Regions from separate parts of the Homo sapiens genome. Here region 2 is linked to region 1. A link is an interaction called in ENCODE POLR2A ChIA-PET data of the cell type or tissue named here. Cell type or tissue: OCI-LY7. All regions are shown on one strand. Links, peaks and the distances in the headings refer to the core of each region. The heading gives the core; the rest is flanking DNA. Region 1 overlaps ANKS1B (ankyrin repeat and sterile alpha motif domain containing 1B). Region 2 overlaps ANKS1B (ankyrin repeat and sterile alpha motif domain containing 1B).

Region 1 (15,797 bases), core at 6,293-10,292:
ATCCAAGAGGTGATAATCTGTATCAATTGTATAGCTGGTAGGTCAAGTAAGATGAGAGTTATGAATGTTCATTTCAGGAAGGTAGAGATTTTGCTGATATTGTTAAGGGCTATTCGGTGGAGGTAGGTGGAATAAAAGCCTATTTGGAGTAGATTTAAGAGACTAGCATTTAAGAGACTTTTCTTTTGCAGAGCTAGAACACCACTTTCCATATTTTCTTACTTTAGGTTAATATTTCTCTTCCTGTGTTAAAGAGGTAGAAATTGTCATTTGATTGCATTTAGTTTTTTCCTATGCATGGAAAATTACATGAGGCCCCAACCTGAAAATTTCTGTGAGATAGTTGCTAAATGAATATGTCATTTACCAACACCTCAGCTAAAGTGGATCTTTCCAGCTTCTGTGATCATGAAAAACCCAAGCAAATCTATGAGCCTTTTGTTTAGGCTCTCTGGCTGCTATCTTTACAATGTCTTCTTTAATTGGTTGAAGGGTCATGTGAAAGATAACCATAAATGATCGATTTTCTAAGCCATTTTACATACATTTAAAGCATATTTTTTTCTTCTCTCTGAATCAGATGGAAACACTCGCAGAGTTGAACATCATTGTTGCCATGGCTATAGCACCAAAGCCTTATAGAGGATTTTTGTTTTACATTGGATATCTCTTACCATAGCAACAGCAAAGTTGATTTAAAACATACTCCCTAGATATAATTTATCTTTAACGTTTCTGTATATTTTCTATGGTGTATCTTGTTAATAGTATTACACTTTTGATAACTCTCCTGCTCTTTTGAAATGAAGTATCTCTTGAGATACGTATGAGAAAAATCTAGGCTGTTCATTGCTTACAGGAATAGAAAACTCACAGGATACATTTGAATGCACTGCATTCTCAGAGCTTTTACTGAGGACATTTGGGTGACTTTGAATTCAAATTCAAGGTATAACTTTTGAAAATTGAATCGGAGTGGTTATTCATTTTAGAGTAATTAAAAATAGTTTCTGTCCCTTTTATATTACAAAATCACTTTCTTTTTTATTTAAAGATCGTAGATCTTTTTTTGTTTTATTTCTTCAGAATAGTTCTTTTTTCACATTCATAATCCATTGGGATAGTATATAAATGGGAAGTTATTAAAATAAGTTAAACCAAAGGACCAACACTCTTGAAAACAACCGACTTGAGTTAAAGAGGCTATTTCCTCTCTTCCCCCAATACAGTCTCTTCTGATGAGGAAAATACATGGTTACAGTGACTGTGGTATTACAAAGAAATACATTTTGGTAAGAGAGAAACAAAACCTCTTGGTTCTGATGTAGTTATTCACTAGACGCCATTTATTCATCTGGCTCTAGGCTATGGGAAATACTCCTAGCACAGAACTCTCTTTGAAATCCTTAACTCCCTAGGGAGGCAGAGATAGCTGAGAAACTGCCCCTGTGAACTTGGCTTATACATGGGAAACAAAGAAGTTAGTGGTTGAGGGTAACAGAGGAAAGACGTGTGGGAAGGGTGAATGTCGCTGGCTTCCTTTGCTTGCAACAGGAGCTTCTTTCAATGCAAAGCGCATGCCAAGACAGATCAGGCACTCTACCAAAAAGATACAATAATTTAGTAATACAGTCTGCCCAGGCAGCTTAGCAGCTGGAAATGAGGGAGCCTTGGGATTTGCTATAAACGGTGGGGAAATTGGCTGATAGCCTCTCTCCTGTATTGAGCAAAGGGAACAAGAGAAAAGATTATAAATGTTTGAAATCAGAGTCAAACAGCATGGTCTGCTGTCCAAGAGCTGTCAGAATGTCAGCATTCTCTGGCTTCCGCAGTAAATGCTGAGTTTGGCAGAGTGTAGGGCTAATAGACCAGGAAACAACAGAGCTTACCTGGGTGGCTTTTCAGAAAGGCAGCTGCCGGTCTTAAGTTGCTTAGAAGAGGGAATTTTATTACATGCTCTATCTAACACCATTCAGCATCTAAACATACCAGCAATCTTTGGGCTAATTGTGCAATCAGAATAAATACCCAAAGATCACTACTGATACCTGGAAAGAGGCCCACTGGGTGGTTTTCAAGCTCCAGTGCTACTTGGATAGGACACTCCAGTGGATGGTGCATTGTACTGATGCCATAGGAGGTTCTAGGGTAATCCGACACAAAGCGTCGTGATGTATCGGAAAAAAGCCGGCTTTGCATTAGCCAGATTTATATCTCATACGGGCTCCTCTGTTCACTAGCTATCTAATTCTTCATCAGTGCAAATGCCATAATACCTACTTCAGAGACTTTTGTGAGGATTAAATGAGATAGAATGACCTTGGACATAGAAGGCACACAATATCTATTGGTGGTTCCCCTTACCTAGTATGGAATCTTGGTCTTTGTAATTTTTGAAATAAATTCCTTTCCAGAAAATTGGAGTTTGCTTAAATTAATTTCTTGTATGTTTGGAAACTATAATTGATTTTTTTACATTGGGGAATTAAGGGAATGTCAGTTCTACATAGTTTCCTCTGTGGCTCATTGTTACTTGTTTGACTCACACTTCTATCTCAATGTGAAGGTGACCTGGAAAGTGAACTGGAAAATATTTTCTCAATATTTGGAAAAAAATGAATGTACTAGCTCATCACATAAGTTTACATTATAAGTAAAAAAAAAAAAAAAAAACAAGTGGATAATATTTCTCCCTAATATTTCTAAAACCCAGCACTCCTTTAAAAGCTTGTTGAGACAAGTTGACAGTATATATTATTAAAGTTTAGCTCCTTGCTATCTTTAGTCAAATCAAGTTGATCCAGGATTTATGTACAAAACACACTCTATGATTATTTTGCATGCTTTTTTTTTTAAATGAAGATCATAGACTACTTGGAATTCTTTCAAAATACCAAACCTCCCTTAGTTTCTTTTGTGTTCTTTATAAATATACTTTTTAGGGGGATCTTATTTTAAAAGGATTTGCTTTATTTGAGGCCATAATTAATTAAAATAAGCTTGTTCTTCGTTTATACAATTCTCAGGATAATTTATTGATTATATATTACATCATACATTACAAGACAAAAACATGCAGAGCAAGGCAATTTATTATTAACCCTACCTATGTAGTAGGGTACAAATCATTTAAAGAGTCACGTTAAAAACTTTTGATTCCTAATAAACTGTGGTTTTTTTGAAGTGAAATTGTCACAAATGTACATTTTTAAATAAAAATATTATGCTTCAAAGTATTATGTCAGTCTAGGTACTCTGAGAGATCTTTCTGCAGCAGAACAAATATATTCTGAATAAGACATGTTCTTGAGACATTGCCTGCTCCAGTCACTCTTGCTCTCTAAAAACATCTGATAGAAGAGAGGAGGGCTGTTGTTGTTCTGAGTGCAGATGGGAATAATAGTGTTGCTATTTGGGACACTGTTCCCTGGCTCAGCTGGAAGGCTGGAAGGCTGAGTCAACACAGCTCAGGGAAGCACAAGGTTTTCTCTCTGCAGAAAACCTTCCCTGATGAGATTGACAAGCTTCCATAGATTAAAATCAAGTAATAAAGTTAATAATAAATTATTTCTAAATACCTTGAAAAGCAAACCACTATAAGTAGATATCAACAAAAATAACACAGACATATTTAGCGCTCAATGACTATAGATATTATTACTGGAAATAGGAAACAAGAAATAGAACCACTATATATAAACAAAATATTTAAATAAATAATATGCCTTATCATTAAAATGAGTAAAAAATGGTGACTATAATAGTAGGAAAATTTGAAAAATAAATGGCATTTTCAGATATGAAAAATTTAATACTTGAGATTACTTTTAAAATCCTAAATGAATAGGCTAAATAGCAGATTATGCACAGAAGAAGAGAAAATTGATGAACTGAAGGATACATTTGAAAAAAATTCCCCAAAATGTATCACAGAGGGGCAAAGAGGCAGAAAATTTGGAAGGTATGAAGAGATATGAAGTATGGAATCAGAAGATTAACTTTGAATCAGAGACTCGGGATGAAATAATTTTTTTTTTTTTGAGACGGAGTCTCGCTGTGTTGCCCCGGCTGGAGTGCAGTGGCACCATCTCGGCTCACTGCAAGCTCCGCCTCCCGGGTTCACGCCATTCTCCTGCCTCAGCCTCCGGAGTAGCTGGGACTACAGGCGCCCGCCACAATGCCAGGCTAATTTTTTGTATTTTTAGTAGAGACCGGGTTTCACAGTGTTAGCCAGGATGGTCTCGATCTCCTGACCTCGTGATCCACCCGTCTCAGCCTCCCAAAGTGCTGGGATTACGGCATGAGCCACTGCACCCGGCCGGGATGAAATAATTTTTTTAAAAAATGTAGGAGAGGACATTTTTTGATGGATAATGGCTGATTTTTTTCCAAACTGATAAAAATATGGATTCACAGGTCCAGAAAGCACACTGTATTCCAAGCAGGATAAATAAACAGAAATCCATAGTGAGACACATTATTGTGAAATTGAAAAATACAGAGATTTTCAAACCAGGTGGAGAGAAAGGATGGATCACCCACAAGAAAGACAGGTATCATTATAGCAGAATTAACAAGGAAAGATGAAAGCCACAAAAAAGTGGAATAATTTCTTCAAACTGTGAGAGAAAATAACTATCAACCTAAAATTATGAATTTTAAATAAATGAGAGTAAAATAGAAAGATATTCACAGTTGAAAACTAGAGCATTGACCACCAGAGACCTGTATAAAAGGAAATTCTAAAGAATAACTTTAAGAAGGAAAATGATCTCAGGCCATTCTGAGGAACGAATTGTGAGTAAATAAAATGGCAAACATGTAAACCAATTGAAATTTAAAAATGGTCTGAATAAAATAATAACACCTGATTTGTAAAGCTAACAAAATAATTAAAACACTGACAACAATATTTATTATAGAAGAAGTAATTGAATGTAAAATGCTCTAAAGTTTTTAAATTGTTTAGGAAGGAAGTGGATAAGGTATTATTTAACTTTAGACTTTTTTCTTTTTTTTTTCTTTTTTTTTTTTGAGATGGAGTTTCACTCCGTCACCCAGGCTGGAGTGCAGTGACACGAACTCGGCACACTGCAACCTCCAACTCCCTGGTTCAAGCGATTCTCCTGCTTCAACCTCTCGAGTAGCTAGGATTATAGGCACGCACCACCACAGCCAGTTGATTTTTGTATTTTTAGTATAGACAGGGTTTCACCATGTTGGCCAGATATAATATACATATATTTCATAGGAAAAAACATAAGTCTGCTAAAATTAGGTTTCAACACACCTCACTCAATGGAAGAGTTTAAGAGTTCCATTAATAAATTTAATCTGACATAATGCAAAGAGCTTTGTATTCAACAATTGGAGAATACATGTAATTCTCATGAAACAGTCACAAAAAGTGATCTTGACTATAAGCAAGTTTCAACATGTCAAAGACTCATATTCATACACACTATATTTTCTAAAAATAATTCAATTAAGTTAAATTAAGATTCCCATATATATCCCCATATATTTATGAATTTAAATACACGTTTCTAAATAAGTCATGAGAAATGAGTTAAAGGAGATGCCATAATACTAACTTAAAAACCTTTAAAGTTAAACAAAAATATAAATGCTAAATATCAAATGTGATGAATGCAGCATAAAGTGGAACTTAGAAATTTTAAATGCATATATTAGAAAAGAAGAAACGCTGAAGACTAATGAGGTAAATGCCAGCTTAAGAAATTTTATAAGAAATAATAGAATAAATCCAGAAAAGGCATAGAAAGAAAATAGTAAAGGACAGAAATGAATGAAATAGAAAACAAATATGTAATATTAATTCACAAAGCCAGAAATGGAATCATTGGTGACACTAAAAAAATGGATGCACTTTCCAGTCAAAATGATCAAGATAAAAAGGCACAAATAAACCTATTAGGAAAGAAAAGGGGGTAAATCTACAGATACAAAAAACCATTCAAAGTTAAGAAAGAAGAATGAATAATTTTGTACCAGTGAATTTTAATACTGAGAAAAATTAGACAAATTCTAGATAATTAAAACTTTAAAAAACTTCAAAAAGGTATAGAGACTCCAGATAGTTCTATACTAAATAAATTTAATGAATAATTTGAAATCTTTCCACAAAGAATATGTTGAGTCTAGATGATTTTAAAGGTAAAGTAAATATAAAGGCTTTCAAGAAACATATCGTTCCAATCTTATATAAACTCTTCTAGGGAAATGGAAATTTTCCCCAACTATTTCTGTGAGGTGAGTAATCATGTAAAAACTAGACAGAATAAAAAAGGTAAAACCAAAGGCCTATTTCTTTCATGAACATAGATGGAAAGATCCCAAAGTACTAACAAACCAAATCTAGCAGGATGCCAAAAAGAAAGTTCATTATGACCACACTGAGTTTATCCTGTTGGTATCCCATTAATATCTAATGTTTAACATTAGAGAATGTACAAATGTCATTCACACTAACAGAGTAAAGGAGAAAAATTACATAACTGAACAGATGCAGAAAAACATTCTTTATAAACTCAATATCTAGTCACAATTAAAATTCTCAGCAACCTTAGAAGATAAGACATTTAACTTAATAAAGGGCATCTACCCAAAACTTAGAGCAAACATTATTTTTAAGATGAGATTACTGTTCTCAGTTCTTTACTCTCTCTTCTGCCATGGTACATTGCAGTGCAGTAGCATAGGTGGCCATTTACATCCTCACTCCATTTACTTTAGGTTTAGACATATGACTTTCTTCTGTCAAGAAGTAATAGCGTGCCAGTTCCTACAGCTGAGATAGAAAGAGGCATCACATATTTCCACTGTGAAAAGACACATCATGTAGCCTCTGAACAACTCTACTGTACACTCATGAGATAATGAAAGTGAAATGGGCAAATAATGTCTTAGTGTTAGTCTGAAAATTGTTTTGACTTCATGAAACTTCTGAAATAATCTTGGAGACCCCAAGCATCCCTGGACTACACTTTGATAACTACTAATTTAGTGTATATGTTCTACAGGCAAGTACATTCTTACACAACCACAGAACCACCGTGCAACCAAATCAGAAAGTTAATACATCACTAGCATCTATTCCTCAGACCTCCTTCAAGATGTGCTGGTTTACCCAATAATATTGTTTATGATCAAAGGATCTAGTTCAGGATCACACGTTGCATTTAGTTGTAATGTCTCCTTAGTTTTCTTCAGCCTGGAAGGGTTCATTTGACTTTCTTTGACTTTCATGACCTTGACACTTCTGAAGATTACAGGCCAATTATTTTGTAGAATGGCCCACAAATTGGATTTCTCTGATATTTCTGATATTCCTATATAATTAGATTTAGGTTGTACATCTTTGGCAGGAAAATCCAAAAGTGATTCTGCATTTTTCTCATTGCATCTTTACCACACTGGATATGATTTTGATTTGTTCCATTACTGATATTGTTCACTTTGATCATTTGATTAAGATAGGGCCTCCCAGATTTCTTCACTGTAGCGTGTCTCTTTTTCCTCTTTCTAATTAATAAGTATTTTGTGGGGAGGCAATTTGAAATTATTTAGGATTCCCATTCCTAGTCAAACTTTTAAATCATTTGTTTATTTATGGGCTCGTGTCTTTCTGTTTTATTCAGTGGGTTATAATCCATTACTGTCATTATTTATTTTATTCCTAAAATTGCCCTCTATCTAAATCCTTTTTTGTTTCCCACGTTTAATGAGAAGGGATGTCATGGATTAGGAAGAGATTCCTGTATGGGAGCAGGGATGAGCCACAGTAGCCATGAGCCCTTCACATCTCAAGGGCCTTCTCCTTTGCAGTTACGATGAAGTATTAAGAAATACAGGTTTTTCTCTGCTTGATTCAGGAAGGCTTCCTGCTACTACCTCAGTGTTCTTGAGTTCCATGCGCCTGCCTTCCAAAGTGGTGCTCTCACATCTGAACACTGTGCTTTGCTATTCTATTACATTCAAAGTCTCCCTCTACTGGACATCTGCCTGATGCCACCCCCACTGCCTTTTTTTTTTTTCTAGAGAAGGTCTCACTCTGTTGCCCAGACTAAGTGCAGTGGCATGATCAAAGCTCACCGCAGACTTGAACTCCTGGGCTCAAGCAATCCTCCCATCTCAGTCTCCTGAGTAGCTGGAACTCACAGGCACTCATTATCATGCTTAAATTTCTTTTAAACACTTTTTGTACAGATGAGGTCTTGCTATGTTGCCCAGGCTGGTCTCAAACTCCTGGGCTTAAGTGATCCTCTCGCCTTGGCCTCCCAAACTGTTGGGGTTACAGGTGTGAGCCACTGCACCTGGCCCCTACTGCCCCATTATATGAAATGTTTTTCTCCCTCACATCTTTGGTGTTTTCACCCTGTGCAATTTGTATTCTTCTCCCAGAAGTTTTTCTTCAGAGTGGATCTGTAGCCTACTACAAGTATGCATTTATTGGAGATTTCTGATATTCTCAAGGGAGTAAGCTACTTCCTGTGGTCTTGTTACAAGATGTGTACAAGTTCTGCTAGTTGTTCTCAAATTTTACTGCACACTCCTGCTTAGCACAAGACCCTCTCCTTTGGGAAATCAGTATCTGATGGCAATTTCTGGGTTCCATGGCTTGTAGGTGCCATTGAATTTCCCTTTCTCTTCACCACTATAGCTGCATCACTGCTGATTCAGTTCCGGATCCTACTGCTGTCATGTGATTTGGCTACACCCCTCTGTGTTTCGGGGCCATGGGGACTTCTTAATACTTAGCTTTACTGGAGATATCACCTGTAGTGTTTTTCCTTTATTTTGCTATCATGTGCTCATTTTATTCTTTTACTATCCCCGTGTCTTGTTTTTATGAGAATTGAGGTGAATAATTTAAAAAGAACACTATGCTGTTGTCATGTTCAGAAATACCAATTATCTTCTAAAAGTATAAGTCATATCACCCCAACCCTATTCCTACCTGCATCTCTGATTCAATCGTCAGCCATTCTACTAATCCCCTACCACTCTATTATAGCCACACTGGCCTTCTTACTGTTCTTACCAGCCTTAGGGACTTTTCATATCTTCTTTCCTATGCCTTGAAATAATCCTCCCCCAAAACATTGAATGATTTACACTTTCACAGTCATTTCTATGTCTGCTCAATGTCAGCTCCTGAGAAAGACATTTCCTAATTGCCTTATAGCATCTTCCTTTCGTTTCTATCTCATTACTTTGCTTTATTTTTTTCACAGCACATACCATCATCAGAAATTATAGCATTTCTTGATTTGCCTGTAGTCATCTTTTCTGCTGGAATGTAGGCACCATGAAGGCAGGACATTGCCTTTGACACTGCTGAAACTTTGCCACCTGATATACAGGAAACGTTTTATACATATTTGTGAAATAAATTCACAGTTTCTACTAATATCAACATCAGCCCCGGTATCCTTAAAAATAGGAAAAATTTTTATTTTCTAAATCAGATGCAATGACCCAATAGACAAAAGTTATACTCTATAATAGAAAAAAGTAACTTGTTTTCTATAATTTTTCCATAGCATGAAATTTTGGATTTTATTGTTAATCAGGTGATATATAGGTGATAAAAATCATAGCAAAGGTGGATAAAAAGAGATTGAACTGCTTCCTATTGGACATTTACTCTGACATTTCTTTGAAATGCTAATGATGCCTTGAATAACTATCAGATTGGAATTCACACATATTTAGTTCTGTACCTTGGCATGAAATATCCACTTATCAAAAGAGAAGTGTAAAATTAAATGAGACAAGTTATGACAACAGTTTAATCTGTATATTTTCCTCCGTTTTGTCTGAAGAAAGGGTAAGAAAACACAAAAAATTCTTTCCAAAGTATACTTTTTAAAATATACAAACAGAAACAAAGGAGTAAATCCCACATGATTATTATGTCAAAATAATCTTTATTGAGTGTCTAATACAGTTATTACTGTATTTCTTTATAAAAATGAAACCCTATAGATTAAAAATTATTGTTATAATAGTAGAAACATATTCTTAGTGTTCTATGCAGCATATATTGTTCTAACTGTTTTACTTCTTGCCATGGTCCAAATATTTGTGTTCTACCAAAATTCATATGTTGAAATCCCAGCCCCCAAAGTGATGGTAATAGGAGGTGGGCCTTTTGGTAGGTGATTAAGTCATGAGGACAGAGACCTTATAAGAGAGACTCCAGAGAGCTCCTTTGCTCCCTCCACCATGTGAGGACCCAGGCAAGATGGTGCCCTCTATGAACCAGAAAATTAACCCTCTCCTGACACCAAATCTGCAGGTGTCTTGATCTTGGACTACTCAGCCTCTAGGCCTGTGAGAAATAAATATCTGTTGTTTGTAAGCTACCTGGTTTATGAAATTTTGTTATATCAGCCCAAATGGACTAACACATTTATTATTCTATGATTTCATTCAATCTTCACAGCACTTTTAGGTATGTTCTATTACTATCATCATTTTCCAGATGTGGAAATATAAACATTGCCAGAATTTATTTTGAAGAATATATTAATTCTTTAAAACTTGGGATATAGTTTATATTTTCATATATCAAACCCTCCCAAACTTAATGGCCATTAATATTGCTCATGATCCTGGTGGGTGTCTTCTTCTGGCCTGGGAAAACCTCAGCTCCTCTTAGCTGTGCTTGCTGATGCATCGGTGGTATTGGCAGAATGGCCTGAATTTGGTAGGTCCTAGATGCCCTCACTCACATAGGTGGAAGTTGGCTGGCTTTTGGTTGGGGTGACAGGACTGGCGGATGTATTAACCATGTCTTTTTATTTTCTATTTTATTTGTGTATTTTTATTTTTATGCTTTGGTCTCTTGAGCTCTTGCTGTGGAGGGACGGCCCCTCCTGGGGCTAGCTAATTCCTAGAGATAGTAAACAGCTCACCAGAGAGCATGCTTTTCTTATGCAAACTAACAATCGTAGAGCCCATAGTCCCAATTACCTCCTTCATCTGGCTCTCACTCTCTAGGCCACTATTCATTCACCTGCTCTAATGACCAGACAACTAGGTACAGTTCTTATGCCCCAGAGTCTGCTGAAACTATTCAAACTAGCCATTCCTAAACCTGCTTATACCTGCTTTGTGTGTTTCTTTTCATGGAAACCATAGTAAAGGCTCTTGCCCACAATCTCCCCTCACTTTGTCAGCCTCCTCCTGATGGACCCTGGTAGTTCCCTGTGTGGCCCCTATAATGTGGCATGCCTCTCGGATCAATGAGTAGAGCGTCTATCTTTCAATGGCAATTGTCTCCTGATCTGTTGGTTTCAACATACCTGAAAAATATAATAAAACCTACATTTTGAAACAGCTGGGTAATGTGTCACCTCATCATCCAGCAGGCCAGCCTGGCTTGTTCACATGGTGTCAGGGTTCCAAGAGCAACAAGGGAACAAGTCTAATGCACACATGCTTTTCAGAGGTCTCTGCTTATATCACATTTGCTGCAGTCTGATTGAGCGGTACAAGGCACATGGCCACGCTGTGAGGGAGTCAGCGTGAGAGGACTAGATACGGGGAGGGCTGTGTCTGCAGGGAGCTGTGAGCAGACTGGGGCCATAACTGCAATCAATCCACCACACAGGCTTTCCAGGAGGCTTCATATCAACTTCTCCTTTTCTTTGACTTGAATAATCTTTAGGATTTGGCCACTGGAAAAAGCAAGTAATATTTGTCTTTTCACCACTCTTGGCAGAAATGTTACCATCACAATGCTAAGAACTGCTATTCAAAAAACTAAGCTTTATAAGCTAACAATGAAATTATCTTTTACTTTGAGAAGTGACTGCTTGTGATTGGAGGACTTGGACAGTGTAAAGCATTGTGGGGTGGTAATTATAGTCATTGTAGTCAAACTACAGAGGGGATGGTAACCTAATAATAATATTTGCAGAAAACTTTAAATAATATTACGCCCCTAAAATTCTCATTTTTCTAGATAATGAACATCGTCGGAAACTCTTTTGGCTGAGATTTACAGAATCTTTTTCCCACAATAGGCAAGCTCTTTTCAATTTTCCTTTCAAATTCAGACCTTTTATCCTTCTTCAGCAACTTTCAAAATGAAATTCTAAAACTTCCTTATTTCAGAATTCCTCCTTCCTACCACCTTAATCCCCATTATTGTCACCCATACCAACCTGCTTATGTTGTAAAGCACTCTGTGAGATCCAAGTAGCCTAAGAAAAAAAATGCATTGGAACAAGATGCCAGGTCTTATTTTCTTCTTAGTATTAGCTTATCTCCAAGAAGAAAACAAAACAAAACAAAGAAAAAGCTCTGATGCTTTTAGTCCACTTTTCCCAAATTCCAGATACAGTCATGAACAGGAGAAGCATGTCTCTTTACAAAGAGCCTACTTGCTTGTCCTATGGATAAACCAACCCTAGATTTTTTTAAAGCTTATCTTTAATAGCAATATATTTGCAAGGCCAATGGATGTCAGAATCTGATAGACCTTAATTTGAATCTCAGCTTAATTGCTTACTAGGTGGGGAAATGTCTGTGTCTTAAGTTGTCTAAGTGTTAGTTTTGACTTCTTAAAAATGCACATACTCAGTGATAAACTCTAGTCTTTGGAGAGAATTGAAAGCTGCCTTATCCCACTATCCACTCACTATTCTACCCCTAGAATGGTCTCTGTTGTGAAAGGAAAATAAAATAGAGAGTTATCAAGACAGTGTGGCTATTTTAGAAAGTGATGAGGTTTTATCGTTCTGTTTTGTTTTTGTGAGAAGACAGTGAGTATAATAGTAGTAGATGGATGCAGATTGTTGCATTTGTAGATTCATGTGTCTTGGATCTCTCTTCCTGTCACTCTTCTTTCTTCAATCTCAGGATGCTGGTATGATAGCTGGGCAGGCAAACATCTTCTCTTTGGAAAAATCAAGCAGGAACCAGGGTGAAGTCTAGAGATACATAGCTAGGAATATACCTGCTTTCACCAGTTCCCAGGCGGAGAGCAGTATAGACACCTGGGGCCAATCTTCACTATAAAGAGCAGATGTGCCTGTAGCATCTTCTGAGCCAATGTCTAATAAGATTTATTATGGTTGCCAATTTCTTAAAAATGTGAGAATTCGATATTTTGGCCATCTCGTTCCATCACAAAATCATAATTATTATTAATAATCACTTCATAGGATTGTTATGGGTGTCAAATGAGATGATATAATTCCTCATTCAGTGCCTAGTAAATAACACTTACCCATTAAATGTTACTTGTTAATTTATAAAAATGTTAGTGTTTGGGGTTTATGGTAATAATTAACTTACTGAAAGTACGAATCAGCACATCAACTTTGGATTTGTTGTCATTATGTACCACATTTACTATACTTTAGTTCTTTGCAACAGTGAGTTATGGGCTTATCAGGTAATTTAAATTTTCATCTTGGCAATATTTAGCTATTGATATGAATTAAAATGAACACTGAAAAAAAGGACACTTCCTTTCTTTGCTAAATTCTTTGGCCAGGTTTTTACACAGTATGTCTTTGAAAGACAAATTAAGTCGCAAAAAGCATGGTGTATTTTAAATCTCAGAGAAAATGTGTGTTTTATCTTAGAAAAAAATCCAAAGGAATAAAAATTATCATTCATCATTGGTTTCTTTTCTGCATTACATCTTCAAAGATCTGAAGAAATTAGAAAATAGCTAATGCCGTTTCAGAGAAGAAAGAAAAAGCTACCTTTGTGTTCATAGCTAAACATTAGTTTCTTATATTGGAGTCTCTCTTTTTCTGATACTGCGTTGTTTGCCTTTGTTAAGTCTGAACAAATTTTTTTTGTCTAAATTATGTAATCTGCATAGAATTATTTTAAATTTATATTTAAGGTAATATCAGGATTATTAAACTTCAATTACTTTTAATAATACCTTTTTTCAAAATTTGGTTTTTGAATTTATTTGCTGGGAGGAGGGCAGAGGGTTGTCATTATATATGACCTTGACTTACCTGCCTAGTGTTCTACTTCACGATGATTCATTTACTGTGAGAGTTTAGATGTGTGTGTTCTACTTTAAGAAAACCCAATTTTGTTCATTGGCTATAAAACATACACCCTGGGTTCAAGGGAGAAGTGAATGAAGTCATTCAATTAATACACAATTCATACTTTTGAAATGAACTCTAAGGTATATCAGAAAGAATGATTCACACATGCATACACACGCACACACACTCATACATTCATTCTATACATGGCACTGTGGGGTCAGGGGTATTTCATAAAGTGAAGGTATTGCTATGTAGCAGTAAATGAAATGTTTGGATAGCCCACATGTTCATAAGGGCACTGCTATTATATCGTGGCTTTCAGAACCTTTATAAACCCTGATATCCCTTCCTTCCTTTTGCAGATGACCTCTCCCGACAGGATGACAATGATCCCCCAAAAGAATATGATCCTGGGCAATTTGCAGGCCTGCTCCATGGATCCTCTCCAGCCTGTGAGTCCCCTGAAAATCCATTTCATCTCTATGGGAAAAGAGAACAATGTGAAAAAGGACAAGATGAAGTCAGTTTGGCAAACAGTCCTTTGCCTTTCAAGCAGTCTCCAATAGAAAATAACTCAGAACCTTTGGTAAAGAAAATTAAACCCAAAGTGGTCAGTAGAACAATTTTTCACAAAAAAAGCAACCAACTCGAAAACCATACCATTGTTGGCACAAGATCAACCAGGAGTGGATCTCGGAATGGGGACCAGTGGGTTATGAACGCAGGGGGATTTGTGGAGAGAGCCTGTACTCTGGGGAGAATAAGGTCATTGCCTAAAGCCTTGATCGACATGCATTTGTCAAAAAGTGTCTCTAAATCTGATTCTGATCTCATTGCCTATCCTTCCAATGAGAAAACATCAAGAGTTAACTGGAGTGAATCTTCCACTGCTGAACACAGTTCTAAAGGGAATTCTGAAAGAACACCATCCTTCACATCGGAATGGGAAGAAGTAAGCTTTGTTCTTCTTGCTGTTCATCCTATAAGGCTTTGCAGTTGAGGGAGGTTTGGGGGAAGGATTTTCAGCTTTTTAGCTCTTTCAAAAGCAAGAAAAAAAAAAGCATACGGCTCCAACTGGAATGAAATGGTTCTGTGGGTAATGCATGGTAATTTCACAGCAAGTATAAAAACAAACACTGTTCCACACATGTGGGTTAATCTATTGTTTCCATAGAAATTGATATCAAGCAGAAGTAATAACTAGCTATGAGGTACAAGAGAATATTCACATCTCGTCCTACCAAGCACTGCAGCTGACAAATCGAGAAAAAGCTCAGTATTTTGCTCTGTGTTGTTTTGCTACTTGCCAAACTCTTTGTTAGTTTGTCTCCCTTCTTTAAAGTATCTTATATTTTCAGAAGAGCTCCTTAGAATCTTCATAGTAAATAAAGTTTCCTAGCTCTTCTCCAGCCACCATACAATAAACACACATCATTTGATATTTCCCTTTTGCAGCTATCAGGGAAATAAAGAAAAAAATGTTTGAGGTTCAAATATCACCAATTTCAGTTCTACTTAAAGTGTTTAATTTCATACAGTCTCTCTTGGTATTTCATTCTAACACATCACATATTGTCTCTGAAAAGACTGTACCAGTTGGATTAGGTTTAGAAGCACAATAGATCATTATAGTATTTGGAGAACTAGAAATGGATATGGTCTGATAGTGATATTCTGAACTGAGCTGTTTGGGAAAATCACTTAATATCTCTGCATCTGTTTCAGGGTGAACAAACTGGG
Region 2 (15,797 bases), core at 4,176-8,175, 370 kb before region 1:
TTCATGTAACCTGTTTTTCTCAGGTTAGAGCATTTCATTTTGATATAGAAGAAAACAGATCACCATATAGTCAATATAGCAGTCTCATACACCTCATAGAAAGATTTAGGTATCTTTTAGTTGATGATCACAGATGCCCTAGTTTCAGCCATTCCTTGGGGGGCTATCTAAGAAGATGCCTGATGTGTGGCAGACCAAAGCATAGAACCAAGTGCCCATGTTCCACAAGGAGACTTTCTGGACTAATCCTATTATACCTCAGCCACCACTAGAAACCAATTCTCTACTATCATTACCCTTTTATTACTCTCATTGGACTCAATTTCCATTTCTTTTCTTACTACTCTCTGTGATAAGCAAAACCTCTATATTCTCATCCTCTCCTGTGAACGTTTTCTTTACTTCTTGACTTTTTCCAGAAGTATTTATATTTATTTGCATATATTAAGTTACACCAGCTGCATTGTTATCATGAAGTTGGTAAGACTGGAAATCAGCTATGTATGTTTTTAAAGAGAATCCTAAAACCAACATTTGTATCATGGACAACTACTATTCTTATCACTGTCTTTCTTCAGTTGCTATTCCTTTAATGTTTATTTATTGTTCTCTTGCTATGTATCAGACACTGTTTTAAGTAAGAAGGATGCAGTGATATAAATTTTGCATTCTAGGAGTGGAGACAAACAATGGCAAGTAAAGAAATAAGCAAGGAGACTTGATAATGATAGGTGCTATGTACAGTTTTTTTAAAATTTCTATTTTTATTTTAGAGTCGGGGTACATGTGCAGATTTGCTACAAGAATATATTGTGTGAAATTGAGGTTTGGGATATGATTGATCCTATCACCCATATAGTAAACATAGCAACCAGTAGGAAGTTTTTCAGCCTTTACCCACCTCTCTCCTTCCCTCCCCAGTGTCTGCTGTTCCCATGTTTTTGTTCATGTGTACCCAAGATTTAACTCCCGCTTTATGAGAAGAGGTGACATTTGGTTTTCTGTTTCTGCATTAATTTGCTTAGAATAATGACTTCCAGCTGCATCCATGTTTCTGCAAAGGACATGATTTTATTCTTTTTTTTATGGCTGCATAGTATCCCATGGTATATATGTATCACATTTTATTTATCAAATTTACCATTGATAGGCACCTGGGTTGATTCCATGTTTTCAGTGTTGTGAATAGTGCTGTGATAAACATATGAGCGCAGGTTTCTTTTTGGTCGAGCAATTTATTTTCCTTTTGGTATATACCCAATAATGGGATTGCTGGGTTGAATGGTAGCTCTATTTTTAGTTCTTTGAGAACTCTCCCAACTGTTTCCCACAGTGGCAGAAGTAGTTTACATTCATACAGTGTATAAGCATTCCCTTTATTCCTCAGCCTCATCAACTTCTGCTATTTTTTGACTTTCTAACAATAGCCATTCTGACTGGTATGAGTTAGTATTTTATTGTGGTTTTGATTTGCATTTCTCTGATGATTAGTGATGTTGAGCATTTTTGTTTTCATGTTTGTTGGCTACTTGTATGCATTCCTTTGAGAAGTGTCTTTTCATCTCCTTTGCCCACTTTTTAATGGGGTTATTTGCTTTTTGCTTGTTGATTTAAGTTCCTTATAGATTCTAGATATTAGTCCTTTGTCAGAGGCATAGTTTGTGAATATTTTCTCCCATTTTGTAGGTTGTCTGTTCGCTCTGTTGATAGTTTTCTTTTGCCCTGCAGAAGCTCTTTAATTAGGTCTCAATTGTCAACTTTTGTTTTTGTTGCAATTGCTTTTGAGGATATTGCCATAAACTCTTTGTCAAGGCTGATGTCTAAAAAGTAGTTTCCCAGCTTTTCTTCTAGGATTTTGACAATTAGAGGTCTTACGTTTAAGTCTTTAATCCATTTTGGGTTAATTTGTTTTATGGTGAAAAGTAGGGTTCCAGTTTTAATCTTTTGCACATGGCTAGCCAATTTTTCCAGCACCATTTATTGAATAAGAGGAGCTTTCACCCTTGCTTATTTTTGTTGATTTGTCAAGAATCAGATGACTGTAGATGTGTGGCTTTATTTCAGGGTTCTGTATTCTGTTCCCTTGGTTTATATGTCTATTTTTGTAAGAGTACCATGCTGTTTTGGTTACTATAGCCTTATAGCATAGTTCAACGTTGGGTAATAAGATGTATCCAACTTTGTTCTTTTTTCTTAGGATTGCTTTGGCTATTCAGCCTCATTTTTGGTTCCATGTGAATTTTAGAGTAGTTTTTTTCTAGTTCTGTGAAAAATAATGTTGGTAGTTTGGTAGAAATCACGTTGAAAATGTAGATTGCTTTGGGCAGTATGGACATTTTAATGATATTGATTCTTCCAATCCATGAGCGTGGAATGTTTTTCCATTTGTTTGTGTCATCTATGATTTCTTTAGGCAGTGTTTTATAGTTTTCCTAATAGAGATCTTTCACCTCCTTGGTTAGATGTATTCCTAGGTATTTTATTTTTTGGTGACCATTGTAAAAGGGGTTTCATTCTTGATATGGCTCTCAGATAAGAGCCAAATGTTATTGGTTTATAGAAATGCTAGTAAGTTTTATATGTTAATTTCATATTCTGAAACTTTGTCAGCCGTTTATCAGTTCCATGAGCCTATTGGCAGAGTCTTTAGGGTATTCTAGGTATAGGATCATATCGTCAGTAAGAAGAGAGTTTGACTTCTTTTCCTATTTGGGTGCCCTTTGTATCTTTCTCTTGCCTGATTTCTCTGGCTAGGTCATCCAGTACTATGTTGAATAGGGGTGGTGAGAGTGACCATTATTGTATGATTCCAGTTCTCAAGGAAAATGCTTCAATTTTTTCCCTGTTCAGAATGATGTTAGCTGTGGGTTTGTTATAGATGACTCATTATTTTAAGGTAGCTTCCTTTGATGCCTAGTTTTTTGATGGATTTTTTTTTAATCATGAAGAGATGTTAGATTTTATTGAATGCTTTTTCTGCATCTATTGAGATGACCATATGGTTTTTGTCTTTAATTCTGTTTGTGTGGTGAATTACAATTATTGATTTATATATATTGAGCCAACTTTGCATCCCAGGAATGAAGTCTGTGTGATCATGGTAAAATGCTTTTTGATGTGCAGGTGAATTCAGTTTGCTAGTATTTTGTTGAGCATTTTTACATCTATGTTTGGCAAGGATATTGGCCTGTAGTTTTTACTTTTATGTTATTGTTGTGTCTTTGACAGGTTTTGGTATCATGGTGATACTGGTTTCATAGAAAGAGATAGGCAGCAGTGTTCCTTTTTGAGTTTTTGGAATAGTTTCAGTAGAATTGGTACTGGCTCTTCCTTGCATGTCTGGTAGAATTTAGGTGTGAATCCACCTGGTCCAGGGCTTTTTTGGTGGGTAAGTTTTTTCTTACTGATTCAGTTTTGGAACTTCATATTGTTCTGTTTAGGGTTTCAGTTTCTTCCTGATTCAATTTTGGGAGGTTGTGTGTTTCTAGGAATTTGTCAGTTTCCTCTAGATTTTCTAGTTTATGTGCATACACCTGTATGCACATAACTGTTCATAACAGTCTCTGAGGATCTTTTGTATTTCTGTGGGATCAGTTGTATGTCACCTTTGTCATTTCTCATTGTGTTCTTCTCTTTGTTTTTGTTAATCTGTTTAGCAGTATATTGATTTTTTTATCCTTTATCCTTTACAAAAACAATTTTTGGTTTCATTGATTATTTTTATGACTTTTGGGGTCTCACTTTTATTTCATTCTGTTCTGATTTTAGTTATTTCTTGTTTTCTGCTACCTTTGAGGTTAGCTTGTTCTTGTTTTGTAGTTCCTCTTGGTGTGATATTACATTGTTAATTTGAGATCTTTTTAACTTTTTGAAGTAGGCAATTAGTGCTATAAACTTTCCTACTAACAGTGCTTTTGCTGCATCCCAGAGATTTTGGTATGTTGTGTCTGTTTTTATTTCAGGAAAATTTTTTGATTTCTGCTTTTTGTTATTTACCCAAAAGTAATTCAGCAGAAAGTTATTTAATTTTCATGTAATTGTGTGGTTTTAAGAGATCATTATAATAATTTTTATTTTTGTTCCACTCTGGTCCATGGGTATGGTTGGTATGATTTCAAATTTTTGTTTTTATTGATATTTGCCTTCTGGTCAAGCATGTGGTTGATCTTGGAGTAAGTTCCATGTGTAGACAGGTAGAATGTATATTCTGTGGTTCATGGGTGGAGTATTCTTTAGAAGCATATTAGATCCAATTAGTCAAGTGTCAAATTGAAGTCCAGAATTTCTTTGTTTTCTGCCTCAATGATCTGTCTAATGCTGTCAGTGGGATATTGAAGTCCTCCACTATTTTCATTGTGTGGCTGTCTAAGTCTTTTTGTAGCTCTAGAAATACTTGTTTTATGAATCCAGATGCTTCAATGTTGGGTGTGTATATATCTAGGATAGTTAAGTCTTCTCATGAATTGAACCCTTTATCACTATGTAATGCCCTTCTTTCTCCTTTTCTACTGTTGTTGGTTTAAAGTCTTTTTTATTTGATATAAAGACAGTGACCCTTGCTCTTTTTCATTTTCTGTTTGCATGGTAGATCTTTCTCTAACCCTTTACCTTGAGCTTATGGGTGGTGTTATGTGTAAGATGTCTCTCTTGAAGATAGCAGACAGATGGGTCTTGTTTTTTTTTTTTTTTTCCAATTTGCCTCTCTGTGATTTTAAGTGGGGGGTATTTAGACAATATATATTCAATACTAATATTGGTATGTGAGGTTTGGATCTTATTGTGAAATAATTAGCTGGTTGCTTTGTAGTTTCTATTGTGTGCTTGCTTTTTAGGGTCTAAAGGCTATGTACCTTAGTGTGCTTTTGTGGTAGCAGGTATTGTTCTTTCATTTCCATGTTTAGAACTTCCTTAAGGATGTCTTGTAAGGTTGGTCTAGTGGTAATAAATTCCATTAGTGCTTGCTTGTCTGGAAGAGGTTTTATTTCTTTTTTGCTTATGAAGCTTAGTATGGCAGGATATTAAATTCTTGGTTGGAATTTCTTTTCTTTAAGAATGTTGAAAATAGGCCTGTATCTCTACTGGCTTGTAAGGTTTCAACTGAAATGTCTATGTTAGCTTGATGGGGTTCCCTTTGTATGTGATCTGACTATTTGCCTTTAAGATTTTTTCTTTAGTGTTGACTTTGGACAGGCTGGTGACTATATGCCTTGATGATGTTCATTTTGTATAGTATCTTGCAGGTGTTCTCTGGGTTTCTTCTATCCAGATGTCTACCTCTCTAGCAAGATTAGGGTAATTTTCTTGAGTTATTCCCTTAAATATGTTTTCACATTGTTTACTTTTTCTCTTTCTCTCTCATCAATGCCAATAATTCATGGGTTTGGTCACTTTACATAATCTTATCTTTCTTGAAGACTTTGTTCATTTTTTAAAATTCTCTTTTCTTTGTTTTTGTCTAACTGGGTTAGTGCAAAAGACCAGTCTTCAGGCTCTGAAATTCTTTCTTCAGCTTGGTCGAGTCAATTGGTGAAGCTTTCAATTGTATTTTGAAATTTTCTCTTGAAAGTATTTCAATTCCTTTCAATTTCAAATTTCTCAATTCCAAATGCTCTGATTGATTTCTTTTAAAGATGTTTATCTATTCCTCCATTTTTTGGATTGCTTTAGAAGTTTATTTGTGTTGATTTTCAACTTTGTTTTGGATTTTGTTGAGCTTCTTTGCAATCAATGCTTTAAATTCTTTATCTGTCACTTTTGAGTTTCCATTTTGGCTAGGGACCATTGCTGGAGAGCTAGTGTGATCCTTTGGTGGTGTCACTACATTCAGATTTTTCATGGTGCCAGAATCTTTCTCATCTGGAGATGCTGGCACTTCAAATTTTTGTAATTATTCTCATGCATCTAGGATTTTCTCTTCTTTTTTTCTCTGTAATATTATTTTCAAAATGTCCTTTTCCCTTTCCCATCTCCCTAAGGGGTGTGACTGTAGAGAATACTGGGTAGGGTGTTTTGGCTTTGCTTCTACAGCCCTGTGCTCTTCTGTTGGCAGGGTTTATATTGGGCTGTGCAGTTCAACCTACAAGCCAGTAGATGGCGCTTATAGGTAACAGCCAGCTGAGGCCACCGTAGCTGGGTGTATACTTGATCCCTGTTTACTGGGAGAAGCTCTCTTTTGTCTTAGGCAATGGGTGAATGTGTGGAGTGCACAGTGGTCTGAGCTCCCTCCTCAGCTCTAGAGGGGTAAGATAGATGGTACTGGAACAGGCAGGTCTGCCAACAGGTCCTCCAATGGCAGGCACAGGTACCAGTGCCAAGCAAGAATCCAGTGGGTGGCCTCCAAGCACCCAGAAATGGGCCTAGGTGTGGAGTTGGGAAACCTCCTCAGCCCCAAGTTCTCTGCAGGGGGATGAGGGCAGCCTAAACTCCTAATCTAGGAGAATAGGTTCTCAGAATGCCTAGAAATCTGCCTGGGCATGAAGCAGAGGGCCTCCTGCACCAGGATCTGTGCACAGGAAGCACAGAACATGTCAGTCTGCTGATCTCGGTGAGCAGGTATCCTTTATGTCTGGAGACCTGCCTGGACGTGAGTAGAGAGAGCCGTGCTGCACCACAATCTATGCCCAGGAAGGGTGGGAAGGTTCAGGCTGCTGAACCAGGTGAATGCCTGGAGATCTGCCTGGGTGTGAAGCAGAGAGAGCCTCCTGTACCCAGATCTATGCGCAGGAAGACTAGGGTGTCTCAGGCTGCTGTTTCATGTGAATCGGTGCTCTAAATGCCTGGAGGTCTGGCCACATTAGGAATAGAGAGGGCCCCACTGTATCTAAGTCTATGCACAGGAAGGGTAGGGTGGCTCAGGCTGCTGATTCAGGTGAGTGAGGGGGTGCTCTGAATACCTGGAAATCTGCCTGGGCATGGTGTGGAGAGGGTCCTGATGCATCATGATCTATACTCATGAAGGGTGGGGTGGCTCAGGCTGTGGGTCCATGTGAGGGTGTGCTCTGAATGCCTGAATTTCTGCCTGGGTATGAGGCAGAGAGGGTCCTGCTGCACCATGAACTCAGGGGAGCAGGCTGGAGCACCCAACAATGGCACACACACAGCAGGTCACCAAGCCAGCCCTGTCTGCAAGTATCATCACCCAGGAGAAACTGCAGCTGTAGCAGCTCTCCTTCTACCACAGGGTTGTGACAGGGTAGAGTACAATTCCAGTGCCGACTACTGAGGTGCTTTTCACAGCTCTGGTTATGGAGATTCCTAGCCTGTTCCAGAGCAGCCATTCCAATCTCCGGCCTGAGACTAAAATGCCTGCATGGCTATGCTGCTGAGTCACAAAGAAAAGCTTGACTTAGTATGCACTCGAATTAAAAACAGAATCCTGCTCTCAGTCCTGGGTCTGGGAAAATGTCTGCAGTATTTCCTGGTGTCTTGCGCTCACAATGTCTCTAAGCCCCTTCCCAAGTTATTTCCAAGGCTTGGGAGAAACAAAGTGCTCTTTCTCAGTTGGGGTTGCTCCAATCCTCAGTGGAAAGATGAGTTACAGTGGGAAGTTCTCTGCCTCTCTCACATACTGGGGCTTCACTCATTTTTGTCAGCCAGATGCTGTCATGGAAGCTGTTGGCCAGCATTCTCCTCCCAGGGATCTTGGGTGTCCTTCACGAATGCTGAGGATTCCCATTTTCCTTCTTGAATTAAAGTCCCCAGAGTTGATTTTTATGCACTATTTTTATGCTACTTCCAAGTTACTGAGGCGTGCTAAAAGCCTCTAATCAACCCTGTTGGGGAAAAAACGCAGTATAGAGATTTTAAGATGTTGATTCTTTCAATCCATGAACATGGAATGGTTTTCCATTTGGTTATGTCATCTATAATTTCTTTCAGCAGTGTTTTGTCCTTATACATACAAAAGCTTTTAAAGGTGATGGAAACAGTGCTGGGGAAAAGAAATGGATGACAGACTAGACTGTGTAGTAAATGGAGGCCTCCCTGGGAAGGTGATGTTTGAGTTGATACCTAATGACAGGAAGGGGTCAGCCATCAGAAAATCTCTATTAGGCAGAAAGAAGCACAAATGAAGCCAAAGGAGCTGCCCTAGAGTGAGTTATGGAAAGCATTAGGGATTGAGGTCAAAGAGGTGGTTAGGAGCTAAATTGTATTGGACTTTGTACATCTAGGTAAAGAGTTCTGACTTATTTCAATTCAAAAGAGAGGCTATTGGAGGATTTTAAACAAATATTGATGTGATTTAATTTACATTAAAAATCACTCAGTATATGCCTACCTGATTGTATTAAGTGTGTATCTATGTTTATGTATATTTGTTTTGCTTTGTTTTGTTTTTTTTTTTAAATCTTACTTTAAGTTCTGGGATACATGTGCAGAAAGTGCAGGTTTGTTTCATAGGTAGACATGTGCCATGGTGGTTTGCTGCACCTATCAACCCATCATCTAGGTTTTAAGCCCTGCATGCATTAGGTATTTGTCCTCATGCTCTCCCTCCCTTTTTCCCCCAACCCCTGAAAGGCCCCAGTGTGTGATGTTCCCCTCCCCAGGTCCATGTGTTCTCATTGTTCAACTCCCATTTATGAGTGAGAACATGTGTGGTGTTTGGTTTTCTGTTCCTGTGTTAGTTTGCTGAGAATGATGGTTTCCAGCTTCATCCATGTCCCTGCAAAGGACAAGAACTCATTTTTTTATGGCTGCATAGTATTCCATGGTGTATATGTGCCACATTTTCTTTATCCAGTCTATCATTGATGGGCATTTGGGTTGGTTCCAAGTCTTTGCTATTGTAAATAGTGCTACAATAAACATCCATGTGTGTCGTCATAGTGGAATGATTTATAATACTTTAGGTATATGCCTGGTAATGGGATTGCTGGCTCAAATGGTATTTCTGGTTTTATATCATTGAGGAATTGCTGCACTGTCTTCCACAATGGTTGAACTAATTTACACTCCCACCAATGGTGTAAAAGTGTACCTATTTCTCCACATCCTCACCCATATCTGTTATTTCCTGACTTTTTAATGATTGCCATTCTAACTGTCATGAGGTGGTATCTCATTGTAGTTTTGATTTGCATTTCTCTAATGACCAGTGATGATGAGCTTTCTCTCATGTGTTTTTTGGCCACATAAATGTCTTCTTTTGAGAAGTATCTTTTCCTATCCTTTACCCACTTTTTGATGGGGTTGTTTGTTTTTTTTTCTTGTAAATTTGTTTAAGTTCTTGTAGATTCTGGATATTAGCCCTTGTCAGATGGATAGATTGCAAAAATTTTCTCTCATTCTGTAGGTTGCCTGTTCACTCCGATGATAGCTTCTTTTGCTGTGCAGAAGCTCTTTAGTTTAATTAGATCCTATTTGTCAATTTTGGCTTTTGTTGCCATTGGTTCTGGTGTTTTAGTCATGAAGTCTTTGCCCATGTCTATGTCCTGAATGGTATTGACTAAGTTTTCTTCTAGGGTTTTTATGGTTTTAGGTTTTACATTTAAGTCTTTAATCCATCTTGAGTTAATTTTTGTATAAGATGTAAGAAAGGGGTTCAGTTTCAGTTTTCTGCCTATGGCTAGCCAGTTTTCCCAGCACCATTTATTGAATAGAAAATCCTTTCCCCATTGCTTGTTTTTTTCAGGCTTGTTGAAGATCAGGTGGTTGTAGATGTGTGGCGTTATTTCTGAGGCCTCTGTTCTGTTCCATTGGTCTGTATATCTGGTTTGGTACGAGTACCCTGCTGTTTTGGTTACTGTAGCCTTGTAGTATAGTTTGAAGTCAGGTAGCGTGATGCCTCCAGCTTTGTTCTTTTTGCTTAGGATTGTCCTGGCTACGCAGGCTCTTTTGTGGTTCCATATGAAATTTAAAGTAGTTTTTTCTAATTCTGTGAAGAAATTCAATGGTAGCTTGATGGGAATAGCATTGACTCTATAAATTACTTTGGGCAGTATGGCTATTTTCACGATATTGATTCTTCCTATCCATGAGCATGGAACGTTTTTCCATTTGTTTGTGTCCTCTCTGATTTCCTTTAGCAGTGGTTTTTAGTTCTCCTTGAAAAGGTCCTTCACATCCCTTGTAAGTTGTATTCCTAGACATTTTATTCTCTTTGTGGCAGTTGTGAATCGGAGTTCACTCATGATTTGGCTCTCTGCTTGTCTATTATTGGTGTATAGGAATGCTTGTGATTTTTGCACATTGATTTTGTACCCTGAGACTTTGCTGAAGTTGCTTATCAGCTTAAGTTTTTGGGCTGAGATGATAGGGTTTTCTAAATATAGAATCATGTCATCTGCAAACGGAGACAATTTGACTTCCTGTCTTCCTATTTGAATACCCTTTATTTCTTTCTCTTGCCTGATTGCCCTGGCCAGAACTTCCAATACTGTGTTGCATAGGAGTGGTGAGAAAGGGAATCCTTATCTTATGCTGGTTTTCAAAGGGAATGCTTCCAGCTTTTGCCTATTCAGTATGATATTGGCTATGGGTTTGTCATAAATAGCTCTTATTATTTTGAGATATGTTACATCAATACTTAGTTTACTGGGAGTTTTTAGCATGAAGGGGTGTTGAATTTTATTGAAGTCCTTTTCTGCATCTATTGAGATAATCATGTGGTTTTTGTCATTGGTTCTGTTTATGTGATGGATTTGTAAAGACAGACTCCCAAACCAGAACATTACATTGTCAGGGAGGTTTGTTTAGCTACAGGGCTAGATTCAGAGAAATTTCAGTACTTTGGAAGAAAGTGATATTTTGTTGCCTGATGTGTAAGTATTCTGCAAAGTAAATGTTCATTTTTTTTAACTATTGAATGTGCCATGTGATTATTCAAAGAAGTTGAAAAATGAGGAGAAATATAAGAAAGGACAACAAGTCATATTATCCCAACAAAATTATGTTGATGATTTTTTCTTGATTTTTTTCTATGCATGAGTTTATGTGTGTGTATCTGTCTGTCTGTCTGTCTGTCTGTCTGTCTGTGTAATCTATCTGCCTACCTACCTACCTACCTAATGTCATCTGTGTAAACACTTTGGAATTCTGCTTTTGCAGTTAACAAGCATTTTTCAAAATTTCCCATAGTTTTTATAAACACTATTTTCATGATACAATATATCAGTAATGGATGGAATCATTGCGTAAGAAGTAATTTTCAAGGTGGGGGTGCAAGTTCTCCCCTTTCATTGGAGATCCTTGAGATTTCTTGAGATTCATTTCATTCTAGACTGGAAAAACCTTAAACTAAAGCAACTTTTTTTTTTTCCTGAGGAAGAATTAATTAAGAGAACCGAAAGGAATATTTTCACTCTCTTTGAATTATGAAAATCCTAGAAATATTACTACTGATTTGAGATGGGAAGAATAATGAAATAATGAGAAATGGATGAAATGAGTGAAAAGCATGAACAGAGTCACTGAAAGATTTGGTTCAGTATAAACATACACAATAGAGAGATCCAACAGTAGAGATCACATAAATATACTACATGTAAAAAAAACCATTTTCAATAAAATTGTTGGTGCATTTGTATAGGAACAGTCATGTGAAAGTAGAAAGGAAGTGGAAATCCTCTACTGAGAATTCTTTTTTTTTTTCTTTGCTGTTAGTACATGGAAAATCCAGGACCTACATTAACTCCTATGTGTGGGCTTGATTTTCCCTCCCCTCCCCTCCCCTTCCCTCCCCTCCCCTCCTCTTCCCTTCCTTTTCTTTTCTTTTTGACACAGAGTCTCACTCTGTCACCCAGGCTGGATTGCAGTGGTGTGATCTCAACTCACTGCAACCTCCGCCTCCTGCATTCAAGTGATTCTCATGTCTCAGTCTCCTAAGTAGCTGGGACTACAGGCATGCACCACCACGCCAGGCTAATTTTTGTATTTTTGGTAGAGACGGGGTTTTGCCATATTGGCCAGGCTGGTCTCGAACTCTCAGCCTCAGGTGATCTGCCCACCTTGGACTCCCAAAGTGCTGGGATTACAGTTGTGAGCCACCATGCCCAGCCTCTATGGATTTTCAAGTATGCTGTTTTGCCTCGAAAGCAGAAAGGAAAGATAATCTGAGAGACGTTGTGAAGAAAAATAAATGAATGAATGTTGGGTTCCAGTGACTGGTTAATATGCAAGGTGAAAAAAAAAATTAGGAATCAAAGAATCATTTAAATCTGGGATATTTAGAAAACTTTGAAAATAAAGTTGACTTTTTGGAATAGGATAGGGTAAATTTAATTTGGAGTATGTTGAGTTTCAGGCATTGGCAGGACTTTTTTTTTTCCATGCATATATTTTGACTTTATTTTTAAGTTTAGGGGTGCATGTACAGGATGTGCAGGTTTGTTACATAAGTAAACGTGTGTCATGGGAGTTTGTTGTACAGATTATTTCATCACCAAAGTATTAAGCCTAGTATCCATTAGTTATTTTCTGATCCTCTCCCTCCTCCTACCCTCTACCCCCTGATAAGCCCCAGTGTGCGTTGTTCTCCTCTATGTGTCCATGTATTCTCATCATTTAGCTGCCACTTATAAGTGAGAACAGACAATACTTAGTTTTCTGTTCCTGCATCCATTTTCTAAGGATAATGGCCTCCACCTCCATCCATGTCCCTGAAAAGGACATGATCTCATTCTTTTTTTATGGCTGCATGGTATTCTGTGTTGTATATGTACCACATTTTCTTTATCCATTGTATCATTGATGGGCATTTGGGTTGATTCCAAGTTTTTGCTATTATGAATAGTGCTGCAGTGAACATATGTGTGCATGTATTTTATAATGGAACAATTTATATTCTTTGGATATATACCCAGCAATGGGATTGCTGGGTTGAATGATATTTCTGACTTTAGGTCTTTGAGAAATCATCACACTGTCTTCCACAATGGCTGAACTAATTTACACTGCTACTAACAGCGTTGGTATAAGCATTTCTTTTTCTCCACAACCTTGCCAGCGTCTGTTATTTTTTTGACTTTTGAATAATAGTCGAAAATGCCTTCTTTACTCAACAATAGAAATTACTTGAAGATTAGCCTCACTGAGGTGGAAATGGCTAACTTTACTTAGGAAAGATTGGTGGTAATGCTACAAAGAGGTTTCTCCCAGTTCAAGGATGCTATGCTGTGCCACAGATATTTGAATTAAGCATAGGACACATCCCAAGGGCATTCCCATTGGCTCAGGGTTATCACTAGACAGCTTGCTAACTCATTACTTGAAGGCCTTCCTTGCTGTCTTTTGTAGCTCCCTCATTGGGTGAGCTGGATCCTGAGATATCTCTTTGTCCTGTATGCTTTACTACCCATAGCTGCTTACTCAAGAAAGGCTAGAGAAGTAGAAACTAAACAGTTTTTTTAACTTACGCAATGCAAAGAATAATGTTTTAATGTTTCAGGTGGAACACAGCTGGTTTTTATTATATTGGAGATTTACTGATAAATTCAAGGATGTAGCCACAAGCCATGCAAACTTGTAAATGAAAGAGAAAAACATTTTACAGTTGATTTTATCCTAAAAATAAAGTTAAATAAGCATAATGAAATGAGGTAATGCAAGAAAGAACCTCTCATGGTGCTTGGCATTTAGTAAGGCTCAGACATTGCGGATTTTGGAGCTGGACTTTGAGGATTCGAATCCAACCTATGTGTTGTTTCTTACTAGCTGTGTGACCTTTGGCAAGTTACTTAAACTCTCTGCATCTCAGTTTCAATAGATGTTAAGTGGAGATAATAGTAGTACTATTTCATGGAGATGTTATGATAATGAAATGAGTGATTATATAGAAAGTGCTTAGAACTGTGCCTGGTACACAGTGAGCATTAGATGTGTTAGCCATTATTTTGTGGTGGTGGTTGTTATTGAAGACATCATAGATCACTTTTGTGTGACACTATGTCAAATAAAAACTTACAATAAATCTTTTATCTTCTTTCAGATGACCATTAATCTTTGGGATATGTATTTTGCTCAATCAGCTCTGTGTCTCTGAACCCGTACATGTCATGACTTTGCATTGCTTGGGGCTTAAGAAAGGTTGCTGTGGTACTTCAGATCACATTCCCTCAAATGCAGCTAAATACTGCTGCTATTTTTTAACTGACAATTTTGCTCTAATCATCATATTTAAGTGAATATTGTGAATCCTGGATGTATAATATATTCTGGGCACTGAATACATTGGTTTAGATATTCAGGACATTTACGTGAGAACTTCTCATATGTGAAAAATGAAGTTACTGATGACAGGAATAATGGAGGAGTTATAAAATGAATTTCTTGTAGAATTCCACAGATTGATATTTCACTAATTTTGCTTTAAATAAAATATTCCTGGAATGTACATTAGGTATGACGCATAGCTCCTCCAATCATGAAAATCTTCCTTCTGAATTCATTCCTCATGCCTTACCTCATTAAGGATTCTGCCTCGAATGCCTGCATAAAAGCTCTATTATTTCTAAAAAATCTCAAATGGGCATTAAAAATAATTTCACTGAAGCTGCTACAACACAATTTAAGTCTTCACATAAGATGGAGATGTCTTAAACCTAGTCTCAGGGGAGGCTGGCTGAAACGCCCCGAAGCCCTGTCTCATTTATCACAGAGGCCTCAGGTTATTTGCTATCAGATTCAGTGTTTTTAATTTTATAAACAGGGAGGCACTTACAGAAAGTTATCCAGGGTGATAGATAAGCTTTGGATATGCTCAAAATGTATATTATTGTGTGCTTAAACAAACAAACAAACAAACATGTATTTGAGGCTGGATGGGGAAATTTTAAATTACAAAGTGATGATTAGGTTAAATGCCTGGCATGTAAAGAATGAGTCATGGAAGAAACGTGGAATTGGGAGATTGGGTTCATTTGGCTCTGTCTAGAGTATCTGAACTAGATAGCTATTTAACTTCTGTGACTCTTACTTTTAAAAATATCTGTAAAATAAGGGTTTTATACCAGATCAACATTGCCTAAATAGTATTACGATTACGAGTTCTGATTTCTAGACTATTATTAGGCACTATTGATATAAAGTGTTTGTAGTTAAATATGTTTATGAAATTGAAGAGGTCTCTCCTGCTGGACTTTGTGGACTAGATGTCATGATATGTGTCTCCAAAGTGGGAAGAGAACAGGGAGAATTTCCTAAACTTATGTGATTATAGAACCTTTTTTGGCAGTGACAGTGTTTTTGGAAGAACCTTTGGGGACTTTTGAGGTACCTTATCTCAAAGATACTGCCTAACTCTATTACATTTGTTAACAGACCTTTAGTTAAGCTGTGAAGAAAAGGCATACTCATAAATATTCTTGACTTCCTCAAAAAGAGTTCTACAGTAACAAAAATTTCTGTTTTCATTCATTGTTGTACACCTCTACCCAGCTAGCATCTCTGATATAAAAAAGGTTGAATCCTATAAATTAACTTTTCAAATTAGGATTGTTGGGGCTCAGAAAATTATTTCTTAAAGTATGGTACTTTGGCATTCTCAGTACTTTGGACTGAAGCGAATACTTTGAACTCAGATGCAAGATCTTTCTGACATTCTCCTACCCTTCTTTCTCCTGCTTCCCATTTTCCCCTAAGGCAGGCCATAGAAACTAGAATTCCTCTTCACCAAGGTGGTTCATAGAAATTAGAACTTCTATCCCCAAAAGCCAGATATAAAACCTGGAAATATTATTCTGACCTTTCCCCACCTTTCTGTGTAGAGGCTGGCTGTAAAGAAATTCTGTGACCTACTTTGTCTAATGGTAGGTCACAAGACCCTCATTTCAGAAGGGGTCTTGCCCTATACCCATGAG

Evidence for each region. ChIA-PET counts read pairs that join two places held together with the same protein. Peaks named below come from ENCODE experiments on the same cell type or tissue, not always from the same donor. Only the 100,000 strongest peaks of a DNase experiment are listed, where the experiment ranks them.
Region 2: POLR2A ChIA-PET joins it to region 1 with 12 read pairs; 1 of 35 experiments calls an interaction of 5 or more read pairs at or near these places.

The regions. Positions count from the first base shown.
Region 1 is chr12:99,245,487-99,261,283 of GRCh38, reverse strand. ANKS1B (ankyrin repeat and sterile alpha motif domain containing 1B) reads left to right here. Exons shown (of 27, transcript NM_001352186.2): 13 at 14,420-15,009. Among named protein-coding and RNA genes, the nearest start is that of GARIN6, 390 kb to the left of the region's middle. In OCI-LY7, for the core only: a CTCF peak has its summit at 8,019 (motif pointing left); a DNase peak (open chromatin) is centred at 7,983.
Region 2 is chr12:99,610,355-99,626,151 of GRCh38, reverse strand. The region is part of intron 9 of ANKS1B (ankyrin repeat and sterile alpha motif domain containing 1B); the gene reads left to right. Among named protein-coding and RNA genes, the nearest start is that of GARIN6, 30 kb to the left of the region's middle. In OCI-LY7, for the core only: CTCF peaks have their summits at 5,897 and 6,096 (motif pointing right); DNase peaks (open chromatin) are centred at 6,111 and 6,601; H3K4me3 peaks cover 415 bases; H3K27ac peaks cover 1,347 bases.